Regions from separate parts of the Homo sapiens genome. Here regions 1, 2 and 3 are each linked to region 4. A link is a loop called in an ENCODE intact Hi-C map of the cell type or tissue named here. Cell type or tissue: right lobe of liver. All regions are shown on one strand. Region 1 has its middle 58 kb from the start of SLC25A52. Region 2 has its middle 35 kb from the start of TRAPPC8. Region 3 has its middle 38 kb from the start of SLC25A52. Region 4 has its middle 19 kb from the start of SLC25A52.

What was found. A loop is a pair of places that touch in the nucleus more often than their neighbours do. Peaks named below come from ENCODE experiments on the same cell type or tissue, not always from the same donor. Only the 100,000 strongest peaks of a DNase experiment are listed, where the experiment ranks them.
Region 1: a loop joins it to region 4, with 5 times the contacts of the local background. A loop is called at or near these places in 51 of 110 quality-filtered maps.
Region 2: a loop joins it to region 4, with 2.9 times the contacts of the local background. A loop is called at or near these places in 64 of 110 quality-filtered maps.
Region 3: a loop joins it to region 4, with 4 times the contacts of the local background. A loop is called at or near these places in 45 of 110 quality-filtered maps.

Annotation. Positions count from the first base shown.
Region 1 is chr18:31,814,878-31,822,877 of GRCh38, forward strand. No RefSeq gene overlaps it. Among named protein-coding and RNA genes, the nearest start is that of SLC25A52, 58 kb to the left of the region's middle. RefSeq lists an enhancer at 4,535-5,035. In right lobe of liver, a CTCF peak has its summit at 4,942 (motif pointing left); no DNase peak of the experiment used is centred here.
Region 2 is chr18:31,974,369-31,982,368 of GRCh38, forward strand. No RefSeq gene overlaps it. Among named protein-coding and RNA genes, the nearest start is that of TRAPPC8, 35 kb to the left of the region's middle. In right lobe of liver, a CTCF peak has its summit at 3,097 (motif pointing left); no DNase peak of the experiment used is centred here.
Region 3 is chr18:31,794,851-31,802,850 of GRCh38, forward strand. No RefSeq gene overlaps it. Among named protein-coding and RNA genes, the nearest start is that of SLC25A52, 38 kb to the left of the region's middle. In right lobe of liver, no CTCF peak of the experiment used is centred here; a DNase peak (open chromatin) is centred at 4,621; H3K27ac peaks cover 1,250 bases.
Region 4 is chr18:31,737,691-31,745,690 of GRCh38, forward strand. No RefSeq gene overlaps it. Among named protein-coding and RNA genes, the nearest start is that of SLC25A52, 19 kb to the right of the region's middle. RefSeq lists an enhancer at 568-1,767. In right lobe of liver, a CTCF peak has its summit at 3,655 (motif pointing right); DNase peaks (open chromatin) are centred at 931, 1,381, 2,671 and 3,651; H3K27ac peaks cover 2,057 bases.

The sequences.
Region 1 (8,000 bases), 77 kb after region 4:
AGCCCTCTATAATAGATATTCTATAAATATTTTAGAAACCAAAGTTTGAATCTATGTTGCCCCATAATCAGCCAGTGAAAGCCCATTGAGACAAATGGAACAATGAAGACTGAAATTTAAACTTTTGTTTCAATGTGGAAATTTTGCTATTTGGGCAATTTCACTCATTTAGAAAACAGACTGTAGTTGGTGTCCTTGTTAACCCCAAGTCTTTGCTTAATTATTATTCAGTGCTGCAGCTTATAGTATTAGCTGTGATTTGGGGCCTTAAGGAAGGGCTTAGATTGGCCACAGTCAGGACAAAGCAGCATGAAAAAAGCTGTGGCCAAAGAGAAGCCTGTTACCTGCCAGTGGCCAGAGGTGACCCTGGAAGCCAGCACAGCCGCTGCCCAGACAAGAACAACCAGGACGGCTGTGAGTATCCTGGTGGATGATGAGGGGAACCTGGTCAAAGACTAGACTTCTTCTTTTTTTTTTTTTTTTTTTTTGAGATGAAGTCTCACTCTGTTGCCCAGGCTGGAGTGCAGTGGCGCGATGTCGGCTCACTGCAATCTCTGCCTCCCGCGTTCAAGCGATTCTTCTGCCTCAGCATCCTGAGTAGCTAGGACTACAGGCATGCACCACCAAGCCTGGCTAATTTTTTGTATTTTTAGTAGAGATGGGGTTTCACTGTGTTAGCCAGGATGGTCTCGATCTCCTGACCTTGTGATCCACCCACCTCGGCCTCTCAAAGTGCTGGGATTACAGGCGTGAGCCACCGCGCCCAGCCCAAAGACTAGACTTCTAAAACATCATCTGGGCGGGGTGTGATGGCTCACTCTTGTAATCCCAGCACTTTGGGAGGCCAAGGCGGGCAGATCACCAGGTCAGGAGTTAGAGACCAGCCTGAACAACATGGTGAAACCCCAACTCTACTAAAAATACAAAAATTAGCCAGGTGTGGTGACGCACACCTCTAGTCCCAGCTACTCGGGAGGCTGAGGCAGGAGAATCGCTTGAACCCAGGAAAGGGAGGTTGCAGTGAGCTGAGATCACACCACTGCACTCCAGCCAGGGTGACAGAGTGAGACTCTGTCTCAAAAAAAAAAAAAAAAAAAGATTCTGGGACAAATGCCCATCAACGATAGACTGGATAAAGAAAATGTGGCACATATACACCATGGAATACTATACAGCCATAAAAAAGAATGAGTTCATGTCCTTTGCAGGGATACAGATGAAGCTGGAAACCATCATTCTCAGCAAACTAACACAGGAACAGAAAACCAAACACTGCATGTTCTCACTCATAAGTGGGAGTTGAACAATGAGAACACACGGACACAGGGAGGGGAACGTCACACACTGGGGCGTTCCCCCAGGGCAAGGTTGGGGGCAAGGGAAGGGATAGCATTAGGAGAAATACCTAATGTAGATGAGGAGTTGATGGGTGCAGCAAACCACCATGGCACATGTATACCTATGTAACAAACCTGCACGTTCTGCACATGTACCCAGAACTTAAAGTATTAAAAAAAAAAATGACTCCGAGAGACGAGAATTGAGGGGATAAGTGGTCAACAATAACAATACTAAACTCAGCCAAATTAACTGCTGTATTAAAAATTGGGTTTCAATAATAAAATGTGGCACATCAAACCAGCCTGCCCCTATAAAAATATCAGGTTGATCTATTCATCAAACAAATATTTTTGAACATATAGTCTATGCCCAGGCACTGCACAAAATCCATAGGTATAACATGATGAACAACATGGCTTCCTGCTAGGATCTTAAACACTCAGAGGGGACAACACACCTTACTGGCAATGGCAACATAGTTTTATTAGTTAGGGTATGTTCAGCAAAAAAAATCAATAGGTTTAATAAAATTAAACTTTACTTCTTTTGCACAAAAGTCCAGATAGACAGTCCCAGGCAACTATGTAGACTCCACAATCATCGGGACGATGGGCTTCTACTAAATTGTTGCTCTATCATCGACACATGGCTTCCACCTTGTGGAAGATTCCCAGTAATGGGAGATCTCTCAAGAACCCACAAAACATTCCCTGGTGCCCAGAGACCATCAATGCCAGGTTATCACAGTACCGGTGAGGTAAGGCGTTCCTACACCCTTGCTACTCCTACTTAGGTACTTTTACCAAATTCTGGAAGATTCAGAGTCAGCCAAGTATATTAACACAGGAAGGAGAAGCACACAGTAGAAAAATGGAGAAGTTGGCCATCTTCCTCCCAAACTGAAAGCTTCCCAGGAGAGAAGCCAATGTTAACTTTATGAAATTCAGAATGCTGGTTATTAAAGTTCTTGGAAATTTTAATTATTGAAATTGAGGCTCTTCTTGAGATTTAAAGTGATCAGAGGGCATTGGTCAAAAGAGTTATGGTACCCAATATCTCATTCATCAGTTCATTTCTTCTATTCAATTCAACAAGAATTTCTAGTATGTGTCCTGCATTGTTCTAAGTATTAAGGAATGATATGAAAGAAACAAATCTCACAGTTGATGTGCCAAGCCCCAAGTTTACAATCAAAATAAAGCCTAGAATCTTGAACAGAATTGGTAACTTAAAATAGTGCGGTGGTTGCTATAGAGTGTCGACCTTAAAGAGATTCAAGAAATATGGTTAAATATAGCATTTAGTCAAGCACAAATTTTAAGGATAGGCATCCAGGAACACAGATTCCAAAGAATGGAAGCCAGTGCTCCAAAGTGGAGAAGTTTTGGGGGTCATTTATATAAATAAGGTTTGGGAAGCTTAACAATGTTTCAACATTTTCCACACAAGGCTAGCACACAGTTACAGTAATCTGATTAATTGAGGTGGTGTTCTTTTTGGGAAAGGTATATTTAACATTCCACATTGAGGATATAACAATCATGGAGTCTTCCGCACCATCTGATCTGAGTTAGATGCAAGATAATAAAGGAGGAAAGGCTAGCCATCATCAGGAGGGGGAGGTCTTATGTCTGGCACCATTTAGTCTTTCCTAATTGATTTGCAGAACAAGAACAACGAGAAAGAATGAATCTATAACCTGAGAAGCAGAAATTGCAGCCACATGCATGTGCTCAGACCACACAGTCACATTTCCTTTAAGGCTCAACATAATTTTTAGGCTTCTAAAAATTATAATTAAGTTTGAATTATTTAGGTTTCATACAGCCATTTGAAATCACATCTATTAGAGGGACTTACAGAGGGACTTACGAAGTTCAAATGGAATTTAAGTAAATCATGTTTTAAAATGATACATTTTTTGAGAACTTATTACTGTCAGTCACTGAGCTAAGAAATGTATGGAATTAGGTCAGCCGATCGTCAAAACGACCCATTGAAATAGGAATTATTGTTGCTACACTATACAGATGAAAAAACTCAGATGGCTGGTTAAGTTACTGCCCCAAAGTCTTATATTTGGTAAGGAGGAAAGCCATGGATTGAAAGCTGGGTAGTGTGATTTAGGAACCTTTCAATACTAGCTGTTCCAAGGCAATCTTGTTTGCAGAGATGACAGCCTGTATTAGTCTGTTTTCACACTGCTGTAAAGAAATCCCCGAGACTGGGTAAATTATAAAGGAAAGAGGTTTAATTGACTCACAGTTCTGCACGACTGGTGAGGCCTCAGGAAACTTACAGTCGTGGTGGAAGGTGAAGGGGAAGCAAGGCACCTTCTTCACAAGGCAACAGGAGGGAGAATGAACGCAGGAGGAACTACCGAACACTTATAAAACCATCAGATCTTATGGGAACTCACTCACTATCACAAGAACAGCATGGGGGAAACTGCCCCTGTGATTCAATTACCTCCACCTGGTCTCTCCCTTGACACATGGGGATTATGGGGATTACAATTCAAGATAAGATTTTAGGTGGGGACACAGCCAAACTATATTATAGCCTGTTATTCGCAAGTAAACTCATACATCCAAAAACGTATTATTGTTTAGAAAATATTACAACCTACCTTTAAATTCTTAAAATATTCAAATACTTTCTATAAACTTGATACATCAATCTTGATATCGATTTTGAAATTTAAAGGTACCAGAATATGCCCCACAAAAAATATACCACTTTGACAAGAATTATTTTGAGTTATAGGCAACTGAGAACCAGGAGATGCAGGAAAAGCTTTTTACTTCCCCCTATCTAAAAGGAAAGTATAAAATTTTCCTTTTATAAAGGATATTTATATTTACAAAGGAAATTTCCATTGTAAAGATGTCTCCATACCAAGAAGAGAGGCTCCTGGAGACAACTCTTACCACCTGATATGGTTTGGCTGTGTCCCCACACAAATCTCATCTTGAATTGTAGTTCCCATAATCCCTGTGTGTCATGGAACGGACGAGGTGGGAGGCAATCTAATCATGGGGGTGGTTCCTCTCATGCTGTTCTCGTGAGAGTGAGTGAGTTCACGGGAGACCTGATGGTTGTATAAGGGGCTTTGCCCCCGTTTGCTCAGCACTTCTCCTGCTGCCGCCATGTGAAGAACGACGTGTTTGCTTCCCCTACCACCATGATTGTGAGTTTCCTGAGGCCTCCCCAGCCACGCTGAACTGTGAGTCAATTAGACCTTTTTCCTTTATTAATTACCCAGTCTCAGGTATGTCTTTATTAGCAGCGTGAGAACAAACTAATACACCACCTGAGAGGCTCTTCTCAGCATGACAAAACAACTTTTAGTTACCATGCATTTCCTTCACTCTCCTTCCCAGAACTTGCCCCTAACTCCAGCCCAAATCCCCCTTTCTTTTGTTTAGCCTAAAATGGTATATAAGTTTCAGTCATCTGGCCACCTCCTCGGGCCACATTTTTTCTTTGTGAACTCCTCCAAACTCTGCTATGTGTTACCTCATATAATGCTAATTTCAACATTTTAAAGGCAAAGGGTATGGACAACATTGATGCAAACTTGCACTCCTAGTGCCCTCTAGTGGATATAGTTGGTTTCAGTTATCACTTGGTAGGTTTTAGTGAAACTTTCCATAAAAAGGAATGCTCTGTCACTATACTCTCTCCTCTCTCCTTTCTCTTCCTCTATTTTTTGGTCTTGTCCATGTTCCCAAGATACACTGACAATGTTACTCAGTGTTAATGCTAATAAAACTCTATTTACAAAACAGGTGTTTATTTAGAAAAATAGCCGTACCCATTTATTTGTGTCTGGTGGTTTTTGTGCTGAAACAAAAGAGCTGAGTAGTTGCAACAAAGACTCTATGACCTGCAAGGCCTAAAATATGTATTATCTGTCATTTTACAAAAAAAGTTCACTAACCTCTAATCATGGGACATATCACTAGTTCTGAAAGATGCTTTGGCTAGGAAAGGCTATTCCCTAGTTGAATATGTTTGGGAAATCCTCCATTAACATATTAAGCAGTAAAGAAACCTCTTTAATTTTAATTCTATATTTATTTACTTAGTTTACTCTGGGAATTCTTTTTTTCACCTAAGACCTATTAATATCGTATTCAATGAAACGTATTTTGGGAAATATTACTTTATAATATTGTGTTTTCTTGGAGTCAACAATTCTGTTTTTCACAGTAGAAGAATTGCTTTCTAAAGAATAGCACTATGCTTAGCTTTCATTTATTAAATAACAATATTTTAAAAATCCATTTTCAGCTGGTTATTAAATAACAATATTTTAAAAATCCATTTTCAGCCGGGCGCAGTGGCTTGCGCCTGTAATCCCAGCACTTTGGGAGGCTGAGGCAGGTGGATCACCTGAGGCCAGGAGTTCGAGACCAGCCTGGCCAACATGGTGAAACCCTGTCTCTACTAAAAACACAAAAATTAACCTGGCGTGATGGCGCACACTTGTAATCCCAGCTACTTGGGAGGCTGAGGCAGGAGAATCACTTGAACCCTGGAGGCAGAAGTTGCAGTGAGCCCAGATTGTACCACTGCACTCCAGCCTAGGCAACGAGAGTGAAACTCTGCTTGAAACAAAAAAAAGGGGGAAAAAAAATTCATTTAATCTTGTTATTCTGGAATTTTTTTTTTCTGTTACACTGCTCTTTCTTTGTTATCTTCTGCTTTTTTTTTTTTTTTTTTTTTTTGAGACAGTCTTGCCCTGTTGCCCAGGCTGGAATGCAGTGGCGTGATCTCAGCTCACTGCAGCCTCTGCCTCCCGGGTTCCAGTGATTCTGCTGCCTCAGTCTCCTGGGTAGCTGGGATTACAGGCACATGCCACCAGGCCCAGCTAATTTTTGTATTTTTTGTAGAGACGGGGTTTCACCATGTTGGCCAGGCTGGTCTCAAACTCCTGAACTTAGGTGATCCGCCTGCCTCGGCCTCCCAAAGCACTGGGATTACAGGCATGAGCCACCATGCCTGGCCTGTTGTCTTCTTTATTCATTCATTTAGTTTTTGAGCATGGTCAATTTTTAAATGCTTAATTATGCACCTCGAATATTCAGAAGAAAATGCACTTCTAAAATGATTTTCCGTGATTATTAATGCAGGATTCCACAAAATATGGAAATTAAAAAAGAGTAGGAGTAGAAACTAGCCCTCCTTTTAATAGAAATTTCATACCGTGCCAAAAGCAGCTAGTTCACCTTTTAACAAATAATTAGGCCTAACTGTTGAGGGTTGAGTAAAGCAAAGTGAGTTTACAAAGGAGACTGAGGTAGGGCACGATGGCTCATGCCTGTAATCCCATGTAGGCCCATGCCTGGCCCAAATGGTGAAACCCCATCTCCACCAAAAATGCAAAACTTAGCTGACGTGGTGGCACATGCCTGTGAGAGAGGAGATAAAAAGAAACTAGTTAGGCAGATGGTTAGGGCAAAGAGTCCTTGGCAGAACTTCCCTTCTAACAAAAAGCAGCGCAAGAAATCACTTCTCTTCTAACAAAGAGCAGCCTGGAAGATCAGGCTGCAAACAAAGATAAGGAAGCAGCTCCGGCAAAGAAGGGGAGCTTCCTGGGTAATCAGTAAGCTTCACTTACATACGGTGGGTCCCAGTAAGCACATTCCTTTCCTGTTTTGGACATACTCAGATAAGGAAGCTGGAAGTTTGCATGGAATATGCCTGCAGCTGCACCGATAGGAAGGGTTACCTGGTGCCAGGCACGTCAACCACGGGGGCTTCACCTTCCCCTTTTTTTAAGCACATGCACAGTAGGAAAGAGATAAGCAACATGGAGTAGCTCAGGCCAAGGACCCGCCTACATAATAAAAGGTTGGGGTGGAGCTACCAGACATTCATGCTTTATGCAAATGAGATGCCCAGCCCTCAACAGTTTCTTATAATTCAACTGTAGAAGGGGCAACACTTTTTGGGACACCTCTCTGCAGCAGAGAGCTGTTCTCTTTCTTTCGCATATTAAACTTCTGCTCTAACCTCACCCTTGGTTTGTCCATGTCCTTGATTTCCTCAGCCATGAGATCAAGAACTTTGGGTGCCACCCAGGCAATGAGGCCATTTCACCTGTAGTCCCAGCTACTCTGGAAGCTGAGGTGGGAGGATTGCTTGAGCCCGGGAGGTTGAGGTTGCAGTGAGCCAAGATCATGCCACTGCACTCCAGCCTCAGCAACAGAGCAAAACCCTATCTTAAAAAAAAAAGGAGACTGAAACGAGTATCAGGAATGTTAGAGGAAAACCAGAAGTGTGCCCATCACACTTTTATTTCCATGCTTCCATAGAATCTTCAGTTAATAATCATGGAAAATCATCTTCAAAGTGCCTTTTCTGTGTCTGTTGTGACAGCCAAGATGAGAGTGTCCCTTTTTTCAACTGGAATATGGAGAAAAACAGAGAAGACAGGGCTGAACAATTTTACCGGCAACTCATTTTTATAAGAAAAAAATAATCTTGCAATAAAGCAGGGTGGAGGTAAAATATTCAGCATCAATTTCTGTATCTGCTAATCTTGGTTGGCTGAAAAGTAGCAAAGGCTAAAATTAGTTGTATATATAAGTTTTGATCATAAGATAAATTACTGGAACACAGTATTACTACAGTACCATCTTGCAAATAGT
Region 2 (8,000 bases), 240 kb after region 4:
CAGATGTGGATTGTTACAGATTGGGAACGGATGTGGGTTACAGATTGGGAATGGATGTGGATTACAGATTGGGAATGGCTGGAAATTTTTTACCATAACTAGGGGCAAGGAGGCAAGGAAGATAGGCTTTGAAAATAGAGGACAATGGATCTTTGAAGAGGAACTCAATGTTTCCTACTACTTCCCCCTCTTGATTTTCATAATTCTTCCTCTTCAAACTCTTTAACATGTCTTGACTCTGCTGTTCTGCTTGGTTTTCTAAAAGTAGGAGTTTATCTGAGTAAGGTGGGGGAGAATTAAAGGTTTTGGTGAGAGCTGTTTCTATAAGTCTCTGCACCAATCCATGAATACAGGGTATGATGCAGCATCCTACAAGAATAAGTACACCTATAACAATTGCAAGAGGTAAGGCCTTGTAATGCCTTTGTAATTGTTCCACTGGGGGCTATGTTATTAGGGATGGAATAAGGACAGGACAGACTGGTTGGTAAGCTCTTGGAAGGGGTTAAGCTCACTGCATCCCATTACGTCTCCAAGGAATGCTAAGTTTTCCTCCTGTCATGAGAGACAGGAGGTAAAATTGGCATCAGGAGACAGAGGCTGGATGGCCCTCGGAGGCTGACCCACAGGGTGTCAGACTTTAGGGAGTAGCAGAGAAAGAGATCAGCAGAATTCATTACCCCAGGCTGTGGGGTCTTGGAAGAGAGCTACCATAAAGCTCATGCCCTGTCGAATGGAAGACCATCCAAGTGGTCACTGGGTATGGAAGGGATAAAGGAGGTATAGGAGGGTTAAATTGTTATTAGCTTTAGTTTGGTAGGACTCTCCTCCGGAACAATGGCCCATGACTCTGGAAGTGGTGACACCTTCTTGACTTGGGTATGATGAGTCCATCCTCTTTCTGCTGTTTGGACTGCAGTCTCAGTGGTTACAAGCACTAGGTAGGGTGCTTCCCAAGCTGGTTCTAGTTTTCCTTCTTTCCAACTTTTGATGAGGACATAACCCCCAGGCTGATGCTGGTGTGCTGGGAACTCTAAGGGTGGCACCTGTGCTAAAAGACCTTTAGTTCTGAGAGAAGAGAAAGTGGAAGATAGACCGAGTATATAATTTCTGAGAAACTGATCTTTTGTTTCAAACATAGGAATGTCAGCAGTGGAGTGTAAATAGGGCAGCCCATATAGCATCTCATAAGGGGATAAACCAACATCTTTCTGAGGGGCAGTTCAGATTCTTAACAAGGCAATGAGTAGGCATCTAGTCCATGGCAACTGAGTCTTTTAAGACTAATTTGGTTAAGTGACTCTATTTTCTCCACTCTTCCCCAATGAAGGTGGGTGCCAGGGAGTATGGTATTCCCATGTTATGTCTAGTGCTTGGGTTAATTTCTTAATGACATGCACAGTGAAATAAGTCCCATTATCTGAACCAATATTTTCTGTTAGTCCATACCTGGGTATAATATTTTCAATCAATGCTTTGACTACATTATTAAGTTGCACTTGAAAAGGGAATAGCTTCCACCCAGTGAGTAAGGTGATCTACTATCACTAATAAGCACTTTAGGCGAATGAATGAGGGCATTTCAGTGTAATCAACTTGGACACTTTGGAATGGTCTTAATCCTGGACTTCTTCACCAAGGGGTGGTTTTCTAAGGGTCTACTTATTAGTCTTTTTGCATATTAGGCAACTATCTGTAACTTGTCTTGCCAGAGTATAAATTCTTATACATCCATAAACCCTGAGAACTGCATCACACATAGCTTGAGGTCCCGTTTTGATGCAAGTGAGATAAGACTTCTCTCATGAGGGGTTTGGATAACATTTATCTTTGGTCTGGTAGCACCCATTTCCCTTCTGAATTTTCTTTGGCACCTATTTTCATTGATTTCTCCCTTTCAGTGGAAGAGAAGATGGGGACTGGTCAGGGGAGGAAGACAAGGGATTAGGTGAAAAGTGGGTGTTTCAGAGGAAATGGCAGCTTGTTTGGCTATTTGATCTGCAAGGTTATTCCCTCGACTTTCAAAAGAAAGACCTTTTTGGTGTCCTGGGATATGGACAATAGCTGTCTCTTCTGGCAGCTGGAGGTTATCTAATACTTGAGTGATTAATTGCTTGTGGACAAGGTCTTGGCCTTTGCTATTGAGACCTCGTTCAGTCCAAATTTTCCACAGGTGTGAGCTACCCCGCCTCCAAGGCATACTTGGAATCAGTATAAATAGTCCCTTCCTGGTTTTGCAAGTGTTTCAAAGCCTGATTTAATGCAAACAATTCACAAGTTTGGGTGGACGAATTGTTAGCCAATCTTCCTGACTATATTTCTGCAAGAGCTTCCCCATCAACTACTGAATACCCATTATGTCTCTTTCCTTCAATTACCCAGGAAGGGCCATCTATAAATAAATGCTGTCCTGTTTTGAAAGGGGTCTCTCTTAAATTGGGCCTGACTTTTGTGTGATAATCAATTAAATCTAAACACTGATGCTCAGGTCCTTTTAGATTTGGATTTCCTGTTAGAAAACCTGCTGAGTTAAGTGAGTTATCAGTGGTTAGTGTTAAATCATCTCTTTCTAATAGGATAGCTTCATACGCTAAAATCCTTGAGTCAGTGAGCCACCATCCTGCTTTCTGGTTTAAAATAGCTCTAACTTGATGGAGTGTGCTTACAACCAAAATTCCCCCAAAAATTAGCTTTCTGCTTTCTTCAGTTAACAAAGCAGTGGCTGCAATAGATTGAACACATTCGGGCCATCCACAGGTTACGGGGTCTAAAACCTTTGATAGAAAGGCTACAGGTTGCCAGTGGCCCCCATGTTCTTGGGTAAGTACCCCTAAAGCTACCCCCTTGTTTACATTAACAAAGAGGTAAAATGGCTTTTCTAGGAGTTCCTGCTTAGTTTTAGGCAAAGTTAGGGATACAATTCCTTCAACTCGCTCAGGTCCTATCCTTCGTTTGTCCTTACTTATTAAGTGCCCTAAGTATTTAACTTCAGGCTCTACAAATTGGAGTTTTCCCTTTGAAACCTGTAAGCCTTTTTATCCGAAATGGTTAAGGAGGCCAATGGAGAGTAATTTCAGTGGGCCTTATCCTTTGGAGCCCCCTGCTGGAAGGTGGATAACATAATACTTGCTTTTTGTTTTTGCTTACGTATACTTTCTGAGCTTCCCTAAGGAGTTCATTCATGGGACGGTCTTTTCAATTCTCTATCTTTTGTCTTTAGCATTCCCTGCCCAAGGGGATCTTCATATTTTCCCAGTGAGCTGCATTGTTATTGTCCCACTGGGGGTCTTAGGCGGATAATTTTTGGTCTGCGGCGGGAACATTTTGATGTGAGAATGTTCGTGTTCCCAAATTACCATAGCAGCTCTACAGATTATTCTCCTTTCTTCCCCTGAAAAGAGGATGCCCATGATGGACATTAATTCAGCCCAAGTATATAATTGGAGTCCTAAAAATTGGTCAATTTTATCTGCCACTCCATAAGGGTCATCTAACAGTGGCTTGACTTTTTTTTCAAATTTCAAACTTCTGAGCTGGTTAAAGGGACATTCACAAAGCCAATGGCTCCCCCTCCTATGGGCACCTCTCTTAAGGGGAGGAATGTTGGAGCTGATTCCCTAGAGGTAGAGGGGAAAGGGAAGTTCTGAATATCCTTTTTACATTGCTCTACCTCACGTTGAAATCCTTTTAGGGAAGGGTACTTAGGAGCAGGCTCATGCAATGATAGTTCCCAAAAGTCAGGGTCATAAGGAGGAGGAACAACGTGAGTAAGGGAAGGATCTGGGGCAGTAGTGGCTGTCTGAGGGGGAGGGAAGTTAGGATCAGGGGCATTAAGCAGGGGAAGGTGGTCTACAGGATCCCATACTCTGGTGGACTGTTTGGAGGTAAGGACCCTATTCTTTTCTGAGGAGTTGGTTTCTGACTTACTTCCTGTAGTTTTTAGGGGATAAAGGAAGACTGGGGGTTTCCCATCCTGGAGATTTGACCTGAGGCCCAATCCCTCATCCTAGAGATTTCTTACCTTTCCTTTCTCTAAAGGCTCAACCCCCCTTACTGGAGATTTCTTGCCTTTCCTTTCTCTAAAGGCTCAACCTCCCTTACTGGAGATTTCTTGCCTTTATCCCGACCACCAAGGAAATACTGTGTCGCCCCCCACGACGTTTCTTACCTTGGTCTGTGCACAGAGTTACCTGGTTGCTGCAGTATGTGAGGATCCTTTCTGCCCACATTGCTGAGTGTCCAGATTTATTCATCACACCGGGTAGGGCCCAATTCCTTACCCTGAGGCCACCACAACAAGGCAGTGGGATGCTTCTCCTCATGGGAGGGGACTGAAGACCCTTTCCCAGAGGAGAATGGGAATCCCAGATGAGCCCGGGAAATAAGAGCTCGGAGTCACAAAGAAAATGAGCACTCAAATGAAGGATTTCTCAGCAAGGCAAATTTACCTCTGCAGAAGCGCTGCTCGTTCTTCTGGTCACTGCAAGAATACACCAAATGAAGAAGGGAATGGGTTTTTATCCCTAACACAGTCAGTCCCTACTACTGTGTCCAGTCTGCATTGGCTGGGGTGGGACCACACAATCTAAGCTGATCCCATTTGGCTACTTCAAAATGGAACAGGGGTGGGAGCTACAGCAGAGGAAAGAGCAGTTTCGGAACTAAGGGTGCCAAATAAGGAACAGGTGTGGGTTGTTACAGATTGGGAATGGCTGTGGGTTACAGATTGGGAACAGATGTGGATTACAGATTGGGAATGGATGTGGGTTACAGATTGGGAACAGCTGAAAATTGTTTACCATAACTAGTGGCAAGGAGGCAAGGAAATTAGGCTCTGAAAATAGAGGACAAGCAGAACCTTTGAAGAGGAACTCACTGTTTCCAACATCGGGAGGCTGAGGCAGGAGAATCGCTTGAACTCAGGAGGCAGAGGCTGCAGTGAGCTGAGATCATGCCACTGCACTCCAGCCTGGGTGACAGAGTGAGACTCTGTCTCAAAAAAAAAAAAAAAAAAAAAAAAAGCAAACTTGCAGAATATGACGCTAAAGTTTTATGGGACCTTTAATTTTGTATCCACCTTCTCAGTATATTTGATATACTGGCTTCACATGGATACTTCACCTTTTTCAAGGATCAATTTCATTAGCATCAGTAGCCACTCTCTTTTTTATTTATTTTAACTTTCATTTTAGTGTCAAGGGTACATATGCAGGTTAGTTATATGGGTACATTGCATGTCTCAGGGGTTTGGAGTACAGATTATTTCATCACCCAGGTAATAAGCATGCTATCTGATAGGCACTTTTTCAGTCCTCACCCTCCTCCCACTCTCTGCCCTAAAGCAGGCCCCAGTGTCTGTAGTTCCATTTTTTGTGTCCATGTGTATTCTGTGTTTAGCTCCCACTTACTACTTTCATTTAACTCAACTTTGAAGCAATCTGCCAGCTCAGAAGTGATTCTTGCCTGAACAGAATTCCACTGGATAAGACCTACTCCAAGCATGAATACATAGTGAATGTTGACCAGCTATTGTTGGATATTGGCAGCAATAAATGATGTCATGTTTTTTCTCCAAGAGGGAAAGGAGAATGTTATCGGAGGAAGCATCCATAACAGGAAACTGGCATGATCTGTTTTCTAATGTCAATATGAGTCATATATTTATTTATTTATTCTTTTATTTATTTTGAGATGGAGTCTTGCTCTGTTGCCCAGGCTAGAGTGCAGTGGTGTGATCTCGGCTCACTGCAACATCCACCTCCCGGGTTCAAGCAACTCTCCTGCCTCAGCCTTCTGAGTAGCTGGGATTACAGGTGCCCACCACCATGCCCAGCTAATTTTTGTTTTTTTTTTTTTACTAGAGATAGGGTTTTGCCATGTTGGCCAGGCTGGTCTTGAACTCCTGACCTCAAATGATCCACCCCCCTTGGCCTCCCAAAGTGTTGGGATTATAGGCATGAGCCACTGTGCCTGGCATAGATTTATTTTTTTGAGCAGATTACATGTTTCTCTGAAATGAGGAAATGTTTTCTGTGATAATGATAGTGATCATGTAAAAGAATGGCCTGATCTAAAGGAATCACCGTTTTGTCCAAACAGGTGGTTACTGGGAACAGAATGTAAAAATAATTTGCTCACTGTTGTATCTCCAGCAATTGATACAATGCTTGGTAAAAAGCAGATCCTCAAAAAAAAAAAAAAAAAAAAAAAAAAACAACTTTAGAAAGTAAATAAAGAAAGGGGGAAGAGAGGAAAGCCAAGAGAATGAGGAAAGAAGTTTCAAGAACATCAGATAAAAGCCCAAATATTGATGCAGGAGAGGATCTCCAAAATCTATGTCCAACTTCCTTATTTTAGATATAGGAACTGCAGACACAGAGGAGTTCACTAACTTCCCAGGGTTATAATATCTCAGGCTAGATGGTTACTGTGTCATTCCCAGATGTTAGGATTTTGGACTGGTGTGTGTGTGTGCGTGCGTGCACACACGAGAGTGACTGTTGCCCAAGATGGAGTGCAGCCTAAGTAATTTTTGTGTTTTTGTAGAGACAAGGTATCCTCCCCCTGTTGCCCAGGCTGGTATTGAACCCCTGGGCTCAAGTCATCCACCAGCCTTGGCCTCCCAAAATGCTGGGATTACAGGCATGAGCCACTGCACCTGGCCAGGACTTTGGACTTCAGTCTTCTTAATGTAACACTAGTGGAGCTACAGGAAGTATCATCAAAGGAAGACCCTGGGATCTTGCACTCTGACTCCAGATTAGCATGCTGAGATTGGAGGAAGCTTGAGAAGTCTTAGCCACAGACTTGGAAGAAACTCTGGGATTTAAATGAGAGAGCAAAAGCAAGACATAGTGGAGCAATTTAATTCTAAACACCAGACTAAAACTGAGCAAATCCACAGGTGCTGTTATTTCCTTACTGTCAATGGTCTATACTTCTCTACACACATGCACCATTGTCCCCTCTTGCTAACAATCTGGGTTAGACTGCAGTAGTTAAAACTCAGGGACAAAAATTAGCTCTCTCAGAGATTATAATTTGCCAGTAGAATTCAGAGACTGTGATGGCACAGATGATAGTGGCTTCTCTCGACATCTGTACTGGGGCATGTGAATAGATGTAATCCTTGGAATACAGCAAAAAGTTCTGCAGCCAATCATTGGAAAAAGTGGAGTTACACAGATTTCTTCACGGTGAGACTTTATAAGGCCTTTAACAAACTAATATGAGTTTTGAATCTCAAAAAGGCAAATTGGTTCGTAGACTTTCCAAACTTTTTTGACCCGTACACTCCCTACTTTGATTTTGAGGACTTATTTTCCAAGGGACTATACTTCCCCAATGGTTGTTCTTTTTTTTGTTTTTAAACTGTGATTTCATATCATAAACCAGTTCACACATACTTCTAAAGGTAAAACTAAGACAAAGGTTTCATAAAATATTACGTACTTTTTCTTTTTTTTGAGATGGAGTCTCACTCTATTGCCCAGGCTGCAGTGCAGTGGTGCGATCTCGGCTCACTGCAACCTCCGCCTCCCGAGTTGAGGTGATTCTCCTGCCTCAGCCTGCCGAGTAGCTGGGACTACAGGTGTGTGCCACCATGCCCGGCTAATATTTTCTTTTTTTTTTTTTGAGATGGAGTTTTGCTCTTGCTGCCCAGGCTGGAGTGCAATGGCGCAATCTCGGCTCACCGCAACCTCCGCCTCCTAGGTTCAAGTGATTCTCCTGCCTCAGCCTCCCGAGTAGCTGCAATTACAGGCATGCGCCACCATGCCCAGCTAATTTTTTGTATTTTCTTTTTAGTAGAGATGGGGTTTCTCCATGTTGGTCAGGCTGGTCTCGAACTCCTGACCTCAGGTGATCTGCCCTCCTCGGCCTCCCAAGGTGCTGGGATTATAGGCAGGAGACACCGTGCCCAGCCTATCTCAAGGTTTTGAGTGTTTTGAAGGCCAGGACTATGTCTTATTCTTCTTGGTATCACCAGCACCTAGTATAAT
Region 3 (8,000 bases), 57 kb after region 4:
AAGTCCCAAGCCACTTAAAATTTTTGGAACATGAGGTTGTATGAACCAGAATTCATATGATTCACCTGGTGAGATATATGTGATGTGCTATCAGAAAGAAGGTAATGCCCAGAGAGAACACAAAGTCATAAAAAAAAAATCCTGATTTCTATGTCCTCTTATGTCACAGGGATGAGCTTTGAACAAAGCTTTGTTCCTTCCCATTGAGCTAGAGGAATCTTCCTGTGGATAGAATCTGTGATTCTATGAGTCAGGCAGTTCTCAAACTCCTCTGTGTAACCTGTAACTGAAGAATAAGGAGGTTCATAAATTTGGAAAGGAGAGCTTAATTTCTCAGCAAGACTTGCAGCCTGTATGGTGGCAATTCTGACAGGCTGGGAAGCACAGCCTTCAGTCAGAAGCCAGAAACAGACACTTTGAGGGAGGGGGAAGGGGAACAGGAATTTATGCAAGCAGGGTGGACAATTAGCCATAGATAAATATATCTTAGTTCTTCAGGTAATTCTGATATGAATACCCCCCACATTTAAAAAGCTGTAGGAGGAGTCATGAATATTTATGAGAGGAGAAACGTGCATGTGCAGCTGAGCTTCATGCCCCTTCATGGGTCCCAAAAAATGTCGGCATTGGCACGATCCGATCTTGGCCCTCTAACATCAAAAAGTAAAGTAGAGGACACAAAAACCCTCACTATGCATCCTCTGTGGACTGGCCAGAACCAATCTGTGGTAGGTGGTCTATCATTAGGAAGGAAGCCTGATTGGTTGTGGTGTCAACACTGCAAAAGGGAAGGGCAGCATCTGGCTGTTGGCTGATATCTGCAGTGGTGTCTTTCAGAAAGGCTGGTTTCTGGCCAGTCAAGGTGGCTCACACCTGTAATTTGAGCACTTGGAGAGGCTGAGCAAGAAGGATGGCTCGGGCCTAGGAGTTTGAGACTAGCCTGGGCAACATGGCAAGACCCTGTCTTGTATTTTTTAAAAACTTTAAATAAATACATAAAAATTTAAACATTTTTTAAAAATTAAAAACCAAAAAGGCTAGTTTCTGTTTAGCCATCAGGGAAGAAAGCCCTAATGACGTCAGCAAGGAAGGAGGTATAATGAGGGATGTTCAATCTCTCATCTCATCATGGCTAGGAACTCAGCTTCCAAGCTTTCTCTGGGGTCCCCTTGGGCAAGTGGGGGATCCATTCAGTTGGTGAGTGGGCCTAGAATTTTGTTTCTATTTCTGAAACCTGAGAGTGGTCCCAGACTTTTGGGAGAGAGGGTCCTGGTACCCACCATAATAAAATTCAAATTCTGAACTAATTGTGGTCTTATCCGCCTGTCCCAGGGGCAGTGTGGGCCAGGCACTCTCAGGCCCCGCTTAGGCTGAGCTCCTATTCTATGACTTCATTTTCTCAGCAGGTGAAGCGGGGGCTTGCCCCAGGAGCCAACAGAAAATCATCATGGTGAGGTGGGAAGCACGAGGACTGGAATCAGCAGATCTGAATTCTAAACTTGGTTGGCTACTGACAACCTGTATGACCTTAGACACTTAGCTCTAGGAGTCATTTAATAATAACTAAAAGTATCTATCATATATTAAGAGCCTATATGTGCCAGAGCCTATATTAAATACCTTACATATTTTAATTTATACATGTAAAATAATAAAATATATGTTAAATAATTCTCACAACAACCTAAATGAAGTCTAATATATCAATTTTTATTCTCATAGCATTTTATTTGCTAGAACAAATGAATACATTTAGCTCTATTTGGTCTATAAAATATTTGGAGAAAGCTAAAGTCTTTAAGTATTTTATTTTAGACAATAGAATATAAAAACTTAGTTGATGTCATTACTGGAAAATTATCCAAATATCAAAGATTTTCTCACATAAATCAGTGGATTACTTATTCATACAGTTAAATTCCAGTAAATACAATAAGAAGACAACATCTTCAAGGGTCAGAATAGGGTTTGATGTGTGACAAAATATAATTCAAGTTTATTTCACTAAAAAAAAAAGGTCAATTAGAAAGCTTAGTGGGACAATCAGAAGGGTAGCAAGCTCTGATCAAGGGATAGCAGAGCGTTGTCTCTAAAATGGTGTAATTTTTGTTTTCATTTTGCCAGCAAATGAATGTTGTCAGGGTTCCCTGCGATGGGGAAATTAGGTTAAATTTTGAAAATCAAACTGTTAAAATCCATCATGCTATGCAAGTCCAGACTGCTGAGAAAAATGACTAAACTACAGAAAGTTTTTTTCAGTGAATGGTTGAGAATGTGGGGTTAGAAAGGCAGTTATCCCGTTCCTCACTCATCATTAAGGGTCGTGTCAACACTCCTATAACAAAAGACAGTTAACAAGAGAAAAGCACAACAAATTTACTTAAAGTTTTACATGACATGGGAGCCTTCGGAAATGAAGACTCAAAGACCCAGAGAAAACTGTCTGTTTTTTTGCTTAGGTTTGATGAAGAATGGACAGCTGTGCGAAATGTGGTTAGACAAAAGGTGTGATCTAATGGTAATAGACTCAGGGGGACCCAGCAAGACTGATGCAGATTCTTCTTGGCCTCTCTGTGGGGCATTCCTTTCCTCTGGGTATAGGACAGGACACTTGTCACATGAGGGTCTTCATGGGCAAAGGGAGATTAGAGTGACCTTTCTAGGTTTTATGACTTGCTGTGGGTAACAGCAGTTCTAGTTTCTATGACTCCCCTTGGGAAAGGGGAATATTGCCTTCTGTGACTCCCCTTGGGAAAGGGGAATATTGCCTTCTATAACTCACTTGGTGGGAAAAGGAGGGGAGAAAGATGGGAGGCCAGGAAAAGATCAGAAAGACCTTCTTTTGAGACCTCCCAATCTCCTTTAGTTCAAAGTACTCAGCATGCCAAGACACCATACTTTGGGTATTGTGTTCTGAGCCTCAACAAGGACATGTGGCAAATCACATGTCCATCTGGAGGATCAGGATGTATTTTCTGGAAAATATAATTTTAGCAATATATTTGGGAATTTAACATAAATATGTTGCTGTGTAATTAACTATAATAAATATATAATAAATGTAATAAATGAATTCAGCTAACTTAATGCAGTCTCCTTAACCTCACAATGCATTTTGAAGAATAGGAAAATAATTTTAGATTCTTAGGCCCTTTTAGAAACGTCTTAGGCCTTTTTATACTTCTCATTGTTTTCAATATTTTGTTTCACTTTATTTTTATTTATTTTTTTTGAGACGGAGTCTCACTCTGTCACCCAGGCTGGAGTGCAGTGGCACGATCTCGGCTCACTGCAAGCTCCACCTCCCGGGTTCACGCCATTCTCCTGGCTCAGCCTCCTGAGTAGCTGGAACTACAGGTGCCCACCACCACACCTGGCTAATTTTTTGTATTTTTAGTAGAGACGGATTTCACCATGGTCTCGATCTCCTGACCTCGTGATCCACCTGCCTTGGCCTCCCAAAGTGCTGGGATTACAGGCGTGAGCCACCACGCCCAGCCTGTTTTCAAAATTTTAAATCAGTCCACAAAAGTAAATATAATTAGATATTTATCATCTTGTATTTAATTAGAAAATTTAAATATATGTAGATTAAGGACTTGCCCAAGGAGTGAATGGGAAGGCTGGATCGTGGATTTGTCTTCTGATAATATGATACTCTTTAGAATATTGCTTAAACATGTAAAGCAGAATCTGCAATCAAAGTAAATAATTATCCAGAGCCGACTTTGGATCACATTACAGATATTGACTCCTTTGTACCCTTTGGCTTTTTATAAACACAGCTTTAAACACAAGGTGAGTTACAACTCAAGGTGAATTTATATGAGTGAGTTGAGTCACTTTACCTCTCATTTGCCTTTCCTTGCTAGCAACCTTAAGACAGGATCTGTGTCTCTGTGAACCTAGGGGAAAAAAGGACCAGGCACAGTGGCTTATGCCTGTAATCCCAGGACTTTGGGAGGCTGAGGTGGGAGAATGGCTTGAGCCAAGGAATTTGAGACCAGCCTGGGCAACCTAGTGAGACCGTGTCTCTATTAAACTAAAAAAAAAAAAAAAAAAAAAAAATATGTATAAAAGAATCTATACATAGGCAAGGTGGAATGATTAAACTGGGGAAAGCAAACTATTGTACTCGCAAAAGAAGCTGAGGCAGGAAAATGTAGGAAGTTTCCCCATTGCAGATTGTGATGGTTAATACTGAGTGCCAACTTGATTGGATTGAAGGATACAAAGTATTGATCCTGGGTGTGTCTGTGAGGGTGTTGCCAAAAGAGATTAACATTTGAGTCAGTGGGCTCGGGGAGGCAGATCCACCCTTAGTCTGGTGCACACAATCGAATCAGCTGCCAGCGAATACAAAGCAGGCAGAAAAACATGAAAAGGAGAGACTGGCCTAGTCAGTGACTAGAAGAACAACGCCTAGTGGGCCTATTTGGATTTTTGGAAACAAGACATTCCTCATTTGGGTGTGTTACTCTGGCCCATTTATCGAGTGACCCAAAAGGCTGCTAGTTTTGAGTGGGGTCCAGAACAGGAGAAGGCTCTGCAACAGGTCCAGGCTGCTGTGCAAGCTGCTCTGCCACTTGGGCCATGTGACCCAGTAGATCCAATGGTGCTTCAGGTGTCAGCGGCAGATAGCGATGCTGTTTGGAGCCTTTGGCAGGCCTCCATAGGTGAATCACAGTGGAGGCCTCTAGGATTTTGGAGCAAGGCCCTGCCATCTTCTGCAGATAACTACTCTCCTTTTGAGAGACAGCTCTTGGTCTGTTACTGGGCTTTGGTGGAAACTGAATGTTTGGCCGGGCATGGCGGCTCATGCCTGTAATCCCAGCACTTTCGGAGGCTGAGACGGGCGGATCACAAGGTCAGGAGATTGAGACCATCCTGGCTAACATGGTGAAACCCCATCTCTACTAAAAATACAAAAAAAAAAATCAGCTGGGCGTGGTAGCAGGCGCCTGTAGTCCCAGCTATTTGGGAGGCTGAGGCAGGAGAATGGCATGAACCCAGGAGGCGGAGCTTGCAGTGAGCCGAGATCTCGCCACTGCACTCCAGCCTGGGCGACAGAGCGAGACTCCGTCTCAAAAAAAAAAAAAAAGAAAGAAACTGAATGTTTCACTATGGGTCATCAAGTCACCATGTGACCTGAACTGCCCGTCATGAACTGGGTGCTTTGTGACCCATCTAGCCATAAAGTGGGTTGTGCACAGCAGCATTCCATCATCAAATGGAAGTGGTATATATGTAACTGGTCTCCAGCAGGTCCCAAAGGCACAAGTAAGTTACATGAGAAGGTGGCTCAAATCCCCATGGTCTCCACTCCTGCCACCCTGCCTTCTCTTCCCCAGTCTGAACTGATGGCCTCATGGGGAGTTCCCTATGATCAGGTGACAGAGGAAGAGAAAACTAGGGCCTGGTTCACAGATGGTTCTGTACGATATGCAGGTACCACCCAAAAGTGGACAGCTGCAGCACTACAGCCCCTTTCTAGGACATCCCTGAAGGACAGCGGTGAAGGGAAATCTTCCTGGGGGCAGAACTTTGAGCAGTACACCTGGTTGTGCACTTTACATGGAAGGAGAAATGGCAAAGGAGATTAACATTTGAGTCAGTGGGCTGGGGGAGGCAGATCCACCCTTAATCTGGTGGGCACAATCTAATCAGCTGCCAACAAATATAAAGCAGGCAGAAAAACGTGAAAAGGAGAAGACGAGTCTAGGTTCCCAGCCTACATCTTTCATTCTGGATGCTTCCTGCCCTTGAACATTGGACTCCAAGTTCTTCAGTTTTGGGACTCAGACTGGCTCTCCTTGCTCCTCTCAGCTTGCAGAAAGCCTATTGTGGGACCTTGTTATCGTGTATGTTAATACTTAATAAACTCCCCTTTATATATCTACATCTGTATGTATATAAACACACACATATATAGATATATATATATCCTATTAGTTCTGTCCCTCCAAGAGAACACTGACTAATTCACAGATCAATGAGAAATACAACTAATTATCTTTAAAATGTTTGTACAGGGCCGGGCGTGGTGGCTCATGCCTGTAATCCCAGCACCTTGGGAGCTTTAGATGGGAGGACTGCTTGAGCCCAGTAGTTCAAGATGAGCCTAGGCAACATAGCAAGATCCTGTCTCTATTTGTTTCTAAAAAAGTTTGTGCAATAAATCAACAATTATTATTTACTTTAAATGGAACCATCCATTTATTACATAAAGCAAGGCAAGTCTATAGCTCCAAACCACACTCTATTATTTATACCCATTTTGAAAAGATTTTGTTTTCAAAGTCTTTTTACGTCCTTCTTGATATTGTAGGAAAAGGGGTGGTGAAGAACAGCCTCAGAGTTACTCCAAAATATTCCAGCCTTTGGCCCTCTGCTGTGCAGTTCTGGAGTCTCAATGTTTGTTCATACAGAGGTGATTAGGCCCAGAGAATATTGTGTTACAACATGCAGGCTCAAACTGGACTAACTTGATACAGAAAGCTAATTTCAACACTTACAGTTAGAAATATCTCTTTTCACTGGGAATCTACTTGGAAAATGCAATTGAGATGGTTTTTAAAAATGGAATCAGAACCCAAAACGAATTGAGATGGTTTTTTAAAATGGAATCGGAAATGTCTAGTTTCTATTCAATACTTTTAGTGTTTTAAACTGCTATTTCTATTTTTCTGATCACATACTCAGCTGCCTAATTGTTTCACAATGGTAATACCAATTATCCTCTTGTCTTCCAGAAAGAACACAGGGCTGTTGTCCCTACCCTGGGGAGCAGGCAGGTTAACATTAAAAGAAACTTCCAGATCCTCTTCATCCATTTCTCTTAAAGCCCAGATCCTGTTGCCAGTTCTATGAAACCAACAACATGCATTTTCTTTTTTCAGTCCCACCCAAAACACCAAAATCCCAAAATCTTTTCCATGTTAAATGCCACTTCACCATACAAAGCATGGGGAAGGGAGGGATTTGAAGGAAAAACAGAAAATTCCTATTCTGAAGATACTAGAGAAAAATGGAGAAGATAAGAGTCTCCCATCTTCCGTCTCAAGGTTGGCATTGGGGGAAAGAGATGAAGGGAGTAGAGGGAAGAACAGTTCCCTGTCCCAGCCCCACTATCCAATTCTCTCTTGCCTCTTTTCCCCATCTGTTCTCTTTGACCACCCTCATTGCCTTTATTCAATTTTCCTTTGCAGTATTCTCCCCCTTCAGAGAGCTGCAGTGGTCTAAGCTAAGCAATTCTTTAAATCTCTCTTCCTCCATAAATACATAATCACTGAGAGCCTAACACAATAAGATGAACTAATAGCTGCTTATCACTATCAACATCACCACCACCAGCAACAAAGCACCTCTGCTCTGTATGGCCTGTGGACGAAGCCCAGCCGGTGAAGTTCCACTGCTGTGAGAATGCACTGCCTGGTATTGCTGTCAGAGTGTTTTGACTCTCTTCTCCTCTATGTCACTGCACTTCTTTTCTCCTCCTTTATTTCTGGATGTCCCCTAGATGTCCTTTTTTAGCCTTCCCTCCACATTCTCCCCCTCACCTCTACCTTCCTTTTTCTGAGAACATTCATTCTCCCTGCTTCTGCTCCTTGGCCACAGTGGATTGGTCAGGGGTGCAGACTTACCTCAGGTGAGGCCAGTGTGGCCCATTCCTGGGATCTGAGATCTTGGTATCAAGAAAGAATCATATACAGAATCTAGAGGTTCTAGAATCAACATGATGGTATAATCAGATAGGTACAGAGAATCATATAGAATGTGTATAGATATATAGAATATAGATATGTAGACTCATATAGAAACTATAAAATGTAAGGGGTTTGGAGCTGTTGATAGCCATGTTTCCAATTACTTCTGATTAGAACTGATTGGGTTTTCTCACTCGCAACAAAAAGAATACAAATAAATGCTTCCCTCATGCCAGCCCCTAAACACAGCTTCAATAAATACCAGCCAGATCATGTTTTATTTCAAGGCTCCAT
Region 4 (8,000 bases):
AGCTAAGACTATAGGCATGCACCACCATGCTCAGCTAAGTATTTTATTTTTTGTAGAGATGGGGTCTTCCTATGTTGCCCAGGCTGGTCTCAAATTCCTAGGCTCAAGAGATCCTCCCACCTAGGCCTCCCAAAGCGCTGGGATTACAGGCATGAGCCACCACACCCAGCCAGAATCTTATTTTTATTTATGTATTTATTAATTTATTTTGAGACAGAGTTTCACTCTGTTGCCCAGGCTGGAGTGCAGTGGCGCAATCTCAGCTCACTGCAACCTCTGCCTCCCGGGTTCAAGTGATTCTCCTTCCTCAGCCTCCCAAGTAGCTGGGATTATAGGCACACACCACCATACCTGGCTAATTTTTGCATTTTTAGTGGAGATGGGGTTTCACCATGTTGTCCAGGCTGGTCTCAAACTCCTGGCCTCAGATGATCCACTGCCTCGGCCTCCCAAAGTGCTGGGATTACAGACGTGAGCCACCTCACCCAGCCTCTATTTTTAATAGGATAAATTTTCATGAAGACCTTATACTGTATACCCTTTATACACATTTCCACTATTTGCTATAGCTTTTCATAATTTCAGGAAAATGCTAAATAAGTTAAGCTTTATTGTTTCTTATCATTTACATTTAAAGCACATTAATTTACAGAAATGATACATTTTGCTCCAAAAAATATTTTTTGTGCATCTGAGGAAAGGGAAATGCTTATTTTTATAAAGAGAAGGCACAGTACTGAAGAATATTTCAAACTTCTTTTCAATGCTTCTAACTCCCTGCTTTCCTTGAGACAAAGACAGACTTACCTGTTTGGAGATAGAGGGGGCAAATAATGGGTTCATGTTTGGTTCTCTCTCACTCTTGCTGCAGACTCATTTCTCTTCTAGCTCACTGCCAAGCCATGAACAGTGAGCTACACAGTGAGTGTACCAGGGAAGGGCCTAGGGCTGCTGCCAGGAGCTCAAAGCACTGTGCAGTGGGTAGGTCTTGAGGCAAGCTAGGATTTTCCATATGACTGGAGAGACAAGTATCTTAATCTCAAATCAGGTTGAATGGGTGCAAAAGCTCTAGATTTGTGGTAGGACAGGAATTTAGGAAGATCGAATCCAACTCAGCATACTTATGTTTGGGGATAATTATTTGATGTTGTTCTCAGCCTGTTAAATATAGTGAACTCCATGTTCCTCTTCAAAGAATCAGTATGTCAGTATGTTCAGTTCTCTTACTCTGTGTTCTCCATTTTAAAGTTTAACTTTCTGGTTCTCTTCGCCCCCTTGCCTCTAGCTTCAGTAAACAACTTTCCTGCCAGTTCTAATCAGTAGTTCACATCTGTTCCCCTGGTCACCGGCTTTAACCTGAGTCACCCCTGGTCACCTGCTCTGTCCTGACTCATCCTGAGTCACCCGTTCTGTAACCGCCTTTCCCGCCAAACTACTCACCCCGCCACTCTGGCTCGTACCCCTGCTCTCTTTAAAATAGCCAATGGGAATTACCTTAGACTGTGTGGTCTAACCCTAGCCAATAAGGGAACGACACAGCAGTAGGAGCTACCTGTGTCAGGAATAAAAACCCCTTCTCCTCCCTTGTTCAGGTGTGCTCTTGCCATTGCTCCATCCGCCAGTCATGCCCTTCTATAGAAGTAAAAATTGCCTTGCTGAGAAAATTAACTTTATGTGAGAGTGCTATTTCTTTGGCAGCACCGAAAATTTATTTATAACAAGCCTCATAGGGCTCTATGTCATTTTTTTTCCAAATTTATTAGAAGGCCCGAAGAAGTATATTTATGTTGGCACAGGCCCACCCCAACCCCTACACAATCACCAAATCACCCACTTCATAGTCTTGAAGAGTCCAAATTAAAAGACTACTGGAAATTATATCTCTGCATTTAACCTTAAATAATACTGGCCAAGGGGGGAAGAACAGATTACTGAAATTCTGAGTAAGCATCTAAATTCAACACTAGATGTCTCTATCCTGATATTTTGAATTATATGTAAAACCTTTTTTTTCTGTTTTATATTCTTCCTAAAAAAAAATAGTAATAAATGCCAGATATTTCACCCTAGATTATCATTAGCCAGATGACTTTTTTTTGGAACGCTTCTCCTTGCCATTCGTCTAGTCTCTGAGAACATAAAGTCTGAATCACTGCAACCATGTAATGTTTTGGAGCAAGGGTTCTCAATCTTGGTTACACATTAAAATAACTTGGCAAACTTTTAGGAAATACTGTGCCTGATTCTCCCCCAAAGATCGGATTTAAATGGTAGATGGTAGAGTCTGGACAGAAATATTTGTTTAAAGTTCTGTAAACCAAAATTAAATTTCTAAGACCCCTCTCCCACCCCCAACTATCTGAATGTGATACGGCTCCGTTGTCTGGAGAAACATCCAGGGTCCTTTGTCTCTCACCAAGAAAATTAGTGACATGGACACACATGGAGTGGTTTCAAGAAGTGGAAAGTTTAATAGGCAAGAAAGAAGAAAACTGCTCCCCTGTACAGAGGGAGGGGGGCTCCGAACGGAAAAACCCCACGTGCAGCGGAAAGCAGTCAGTTATATTGGGAGGCTGGAGGAGGCAGTGTCTGATTTGCATAGGGCCCAGGGGATTGGTTTGACCAGGTGTGTCATTCAGGTAGCCCGTGAAAAAACTGGCCCTGCCACCCTAGCCTTTCATATGCAAATGCGGTTTGCCATGATGTCCTGCACACGTGGCTTTATCTGGAGGTTGCCATGACACCTGGCACACATGGTGACAAGATAAAGAGGGCAGGAGACACCATGTTGAATGTACCTGGCTTCTAGCCGCCAGCATTTGCATATCAGTGTTTGCTAGTCTGGTTTTTTAAGTCGCTTTCTGTTAGAAAAAAAATGCTTTTGGGGTTGCTTTTCATTAAAGGAAAATTCCACTGAGAACTTTCACCCTTTCTGGCTGCCTAAAAATTATTTCTAAATAACTCCCATACTATTTCCACCATCTGGGGAAGTAAATCTAACTGCTGTTAGGGGGTGTTGGATGACAATTCTTTCTGGCTACTTCCTGCTGAAAAAGGGGCATCCTGTGAGGGACAGCAGTTGGGCCTCCTCCTGAGGTTGATGTAAGGGTTCTCAGAAGAATGGCGTGTCCATGTGAGGTTCTGTCTGCAACACCATTTGGAGTTTGATTGCTTCTAGATGAAAAGAGATGCATTTTATAAGAAGGTTTAAAATGTAGAGTTAGAACATGAATATTAAGATTACCACTGTTGGCTGGATGCAGTGGCTCACACCTGTAATCCCGGCACTTTGGGAGGCCAAGGCGGGCAGATCACCTGAGGTCAGGAGTTCGAGACCACCCTGGCCAACATGGAGAAACCCTGTCTCTACCAAAAATACAAAAAAAAAAAAAAAAAAAAAAATTAGCCGGGCATGGTGGTATGCACCTGAAGTCCCAGCTACTCAGGAGAATTGCTTGATCCCAGGAGGCAGAGGCAGTGAGCTGAGATCATGCAACTGCACTCCAACCTGGGTGACAGGACAAGAATCTGTCTCAAAACAAAAACAAAAACAAGATGACCACTGTTAGTGGAAGTCTTATAGACCCTAACTATGACAGTAGAGTTTGATACCTGTTACACCAATGGGTTGTAATACTGGCTTGCCTCCACTAGATGGCGCTGTACATTACCAGAAACATTAATATAAAAGTAACATTTTCCTTGAGAAAAGCATACATTTCCCCCTTGACTTGCCAGTAGAGAACAATTTTAGGCTTAGACCATTTTGTAACTTGCAATATGATTGGGAGAAATACGTTATTGGGTGGCTACGATAACTTTAGTGTTAATCTTGATAATTCCTTTCCTTTAATTACTAAACTCTTTCATGACTGAATTTCACAGACCCTCTTACAACATACTCAAACTTTCTGACCTGTTCTAAACACCCTTCCTTTAAACAACCAGTTATTTTCAGCTGCAGTGAGGGTCTGACTTAGGAGCAACATAACACCCCTCCATGTGAGGTCAAATACCTGAGTTAAATTTTGGAAAGTTTCTATATACCTATCAGGGTCTTTAGAAAATCAGCCTAAGTCTCCCTTTATTTGCCTAAGGTCCTGTAATAAGAAGGGAACTTGAAGGGGCCCCAAATAAGGGGGATCCTCAGATGATTCCCCTGGAAGTTGCTTCTCTAATTTGGGGGAATTAATCTCTTTGGGCCTGCCCAATATGACTGCTAAAAGAGCTGGGTTGATCTTACAACACTTGTAAAGGTTTAGTAAAAATGTCATTCTCTTGTGCAAAAAAAAAAAAAAAAGCCACTTTTCTCTTCAAAGTTCTGAGGTTAAAGAAGTTCCAGTGTTTCAGAGTGCACTCCAGAGGGGTGCAAGATGAAGATAATCTGTTACCCATCTAGAAAAAGAAGTGAGAGAAGGCATCCCTGTAGTCTCCTTCCTTTCTGTAAGTGACCCAGGGTGGAGAAGAAGACAGTGGGAGCATCCCCTCAACTATTTTCCCTCCCTGGTTCCTGGGTCCCGGCACCCTTTTAAATGTGCTGCCCATGGTTGTAGGCATGACCCTCCAAGCCATGGCACCAGAGAAACTAAGCTTTGGGGGCTAGTCATGCTCACCCTGGTAGCTCTAGTCCTCTGCTTACGATTTCCCTTTGACTTTCTAGACTTGTGTGACCTGCGTGCCTCCCTAAAAAAAATGCATCTTGGGAAAGGCAAGGCCCCTCTAATGGAGGGAATGTGGTAGATTGCCTGCTATTATGGCCTGTGCTAAAGCATTTACCCTGAGAAAAATGGTTCCAGTTAACTTCTGGACTTAAAATCCCTTTACTAATTAAGTACTGTCTTAATCAGAGACAGAGTAGTTGCCTTAAGGGGCCATGGGGACCTAATGGGGATTTCCCTGCTGATGGGACAGTACTGGGACCACAATTTGGCTGCGGAGGACATATTACTCCTAATTGTTGAAGGCAGAATTTTCTCATTCACAGGAGCAGCATGAAGCCTGGTTTCCAGTAGAAAGGTGCAAAAAGGAAAAATTGGGAAGCTGCAGTGTACCACAGAGGACCAGCAATGTGTCTTATAAAGAGGATCTCTATTTCCACTATGTAACACTGTTGGCTTAGAAATACCATGTGCTGGGCCAGACACGGTGGCTCACACCTGTAATCCCAGCACTTTGGGAGACCGAGGTGGGTGGATCACCTGAGGTCGGGAGTTCAAGACCAGCCTGGCCAACGTGGAGAAACCTTGTCTCTACTAAAAATACAAAATTAGCCAGGCATGGTGGCACCTGCCTGTAATCCCAGCTACTTGGGAGGCTGAGGCAGGAGAATTGCTTGAACCTGGGAGGCGGAGGTTGTGGTGAGCCGAGATTGCGCCATTGCACTCCAGCCTGGGCAACAAGAGCGAAACCCTATCTCCAAAAAAAAAAAAGAAGAGAGAGAGAAAGAAAAAAAGAAATACCATGAGGAATATTAGCAAAAAACAAATATTAGCGAGGAATATTAGCGAAAAAAAGAAATACCATGAGGAATATTAGTGAGTGACCTCACTGTGGGGGAAGGGGAGACCTCTGTTCCTAGATTACAACAGCATTTCCCTGAGCTATATCCATGGTTATTATAGCATTTCCTGATTTTGCCTAACGGATTACTTCTTCCCTAGGCTGTAAAAATTACCACACATTTGACACACAGAGAGAATAAGAGATATAACGACCGCTGATAGAAAAAGAAGGAAAGTTTTGGCCTGGCGTGGTGGCTCACGCCTGTAATCCCAGCACTTTGGGAGGCCGAGGCGGGTGGAACACCTGAGGTCAGGAGTACAAGACTAGCCTGGCCAACATGGAGAAACCCTGTCTCTACTAAAACTGCAAAAATTAGCCAGGCATGGTGGCCGGCCCCTGTAGTCCCAGCTACTCGGGAGGCTGAGTCAGGAGAATCACTTGAACCTGGGAGGCGGAGGTTGCAGTGAGCCGAGATCTCGCCATTGTACTCCAGCCTGGGCAATAAGAGTGAAACTCTGTCTCAAAAAAAAGGAAAAGAAAAAGAAGAAAAGTTTTGCAATAGGATAGCTGGGGATCTTTTACCAACACCCAGAGCAGGCTGTCAGAGGCTGGGTCCAGTCCAGAAGCCTTTGAATAACACCAGGGTGTGCCCCAGCCAGAAACTCTCAGTTATTTCAGAACCTTTCCTGGCCTCGCACAATGGCAAAGTTTCCCTATGAATAAAAACTGGTTTGAAGGATGGCCAACATTCCCAATAACCTATGGGTATTGGGGGGTTCTCCATGTCCTCCCCAGCAAGTCTGACATTCTTTAAGTCTTATAAGAATGTCAGCCACAATAAGGATATCTAGACAGCTGACAGATGCCCATTAATTGATCTGATTTAAAAATAGAGGCCAAGAGCCTCGGAATGATGGGATCGATTTTGAGTTTGCTCCTCTACTCACCGCTCCAATGAATGTTGTACCTTGGATTCCCAGCCAATGCACCAACATGACATGGCTCCATTGTCTGGAGAAACACCCAGGGTCCTTGGTCTTGCACCGAGAAAATTAGTGACACAGACACAGGTGGAGTGGATTTAAGGAGCAGAAAGTGTAATAGGCAAAAAAGAAGAAAACAGCTCCCCTGTACAGAGGGAAGGGGGGCCTCTGAATGGAAAAAAAACCCACGTGCAGCAAAAAGCAGTTGGTTATATTGGGAGGCTGGAGGAGACAGTGTCTGATTTGCACAGGGCCCAGGGGATTGGTTTGACCAGGTGTGTCATTCATGTAGCCAGCGAAAAAACTGGCCCTCCCGTCCCAGCCTTTTAATATGGATATGTGCGTCGCCATGATGTCCTGCACATGTGCTTTATCTGGAGGCTGCCGTGACACCTGGCACACATGGTGACAAGGAAAAGAGGGCGGGAGACACTATATTGAACGTACCCGCCTTCCAGCCACCAGCATGTGCATATCAATGCTTGCCGGTTTGGTTTTTCAAGCCACTTTCTGTTAGAAAAGAAATGTTTTGGGGGTTGCTTTTCATTAAAAGAAAACTCTACTGAAAACTTTCACCCTTTCTAGCTGCCTAAATATGATTTCTTAATAACTCCTGTATTAGACGGACCCCTCCTCTCTGCCAAGGATATTCCAAAGTTAACCTGCAGTACTAGTTTAGACCATGATGAGAAGGGGGTAGTCAGACATGCCTCGTTATACGCTCTTCCCTTTTGGAATTCAAGAAAAGCTGACCAGCATTAACATCAACACAGACCTTAAGTCTGATAAGAAACATTTACAATTTATTCGCCCTGGAGCCTGCTACCAGAGGCTTCATCTGCATGATAAAACTTTGGTCTCCACAAATCCTGATCATCGTAACCTAGACATTCCTTTCTATTGACTCTAGGTTGTTAGAAAATAATGAACTCTTTCAAACAATCACCAACCAGAAAATTTTTAAATCTACCTGTAATCTGGAAGCCCCCGACTACCTTGCTTCAAGTGCCGCGCCTTTCCAGATTGAACCAATGTACATATTACATTGTAATATTACAGGTTATATTGATGTGCATGTCTCTCTAAAAAGTATAAAAGCAAGCTGTACCCCAGCCACCTTGGGCACATGTCATCGGGACCTCTTGAGGCCTTGTCACGGGCGTATCCTTAACCTTGGCAAAATAAACTTTCTAAGTTGATTGAGACCTGTCTCAGATACTTTTGAGTTCACAGTTCATTGGGTGGCTCTGATGTGAAGCAAAGATTGAAACCCTCAAAGTTGGTGGTAAACGGCTTCTAAACTTAACTATACATTCTAATCACCAATGAGGTCCTCAACAGACCTACCGTAAGATTGGAAAAACCCTGTACTACACTCACACTCAATACACTTCTGTGACCAGATGTGTGGAGTTTTCCCCACACTGATCAGTTCTCTGACACCAACTGGGTGTCCTACAATGCAATTCAGTTCTGACACTAACTGGAATCTGTGCAGACCCCACAGGTTAAGGG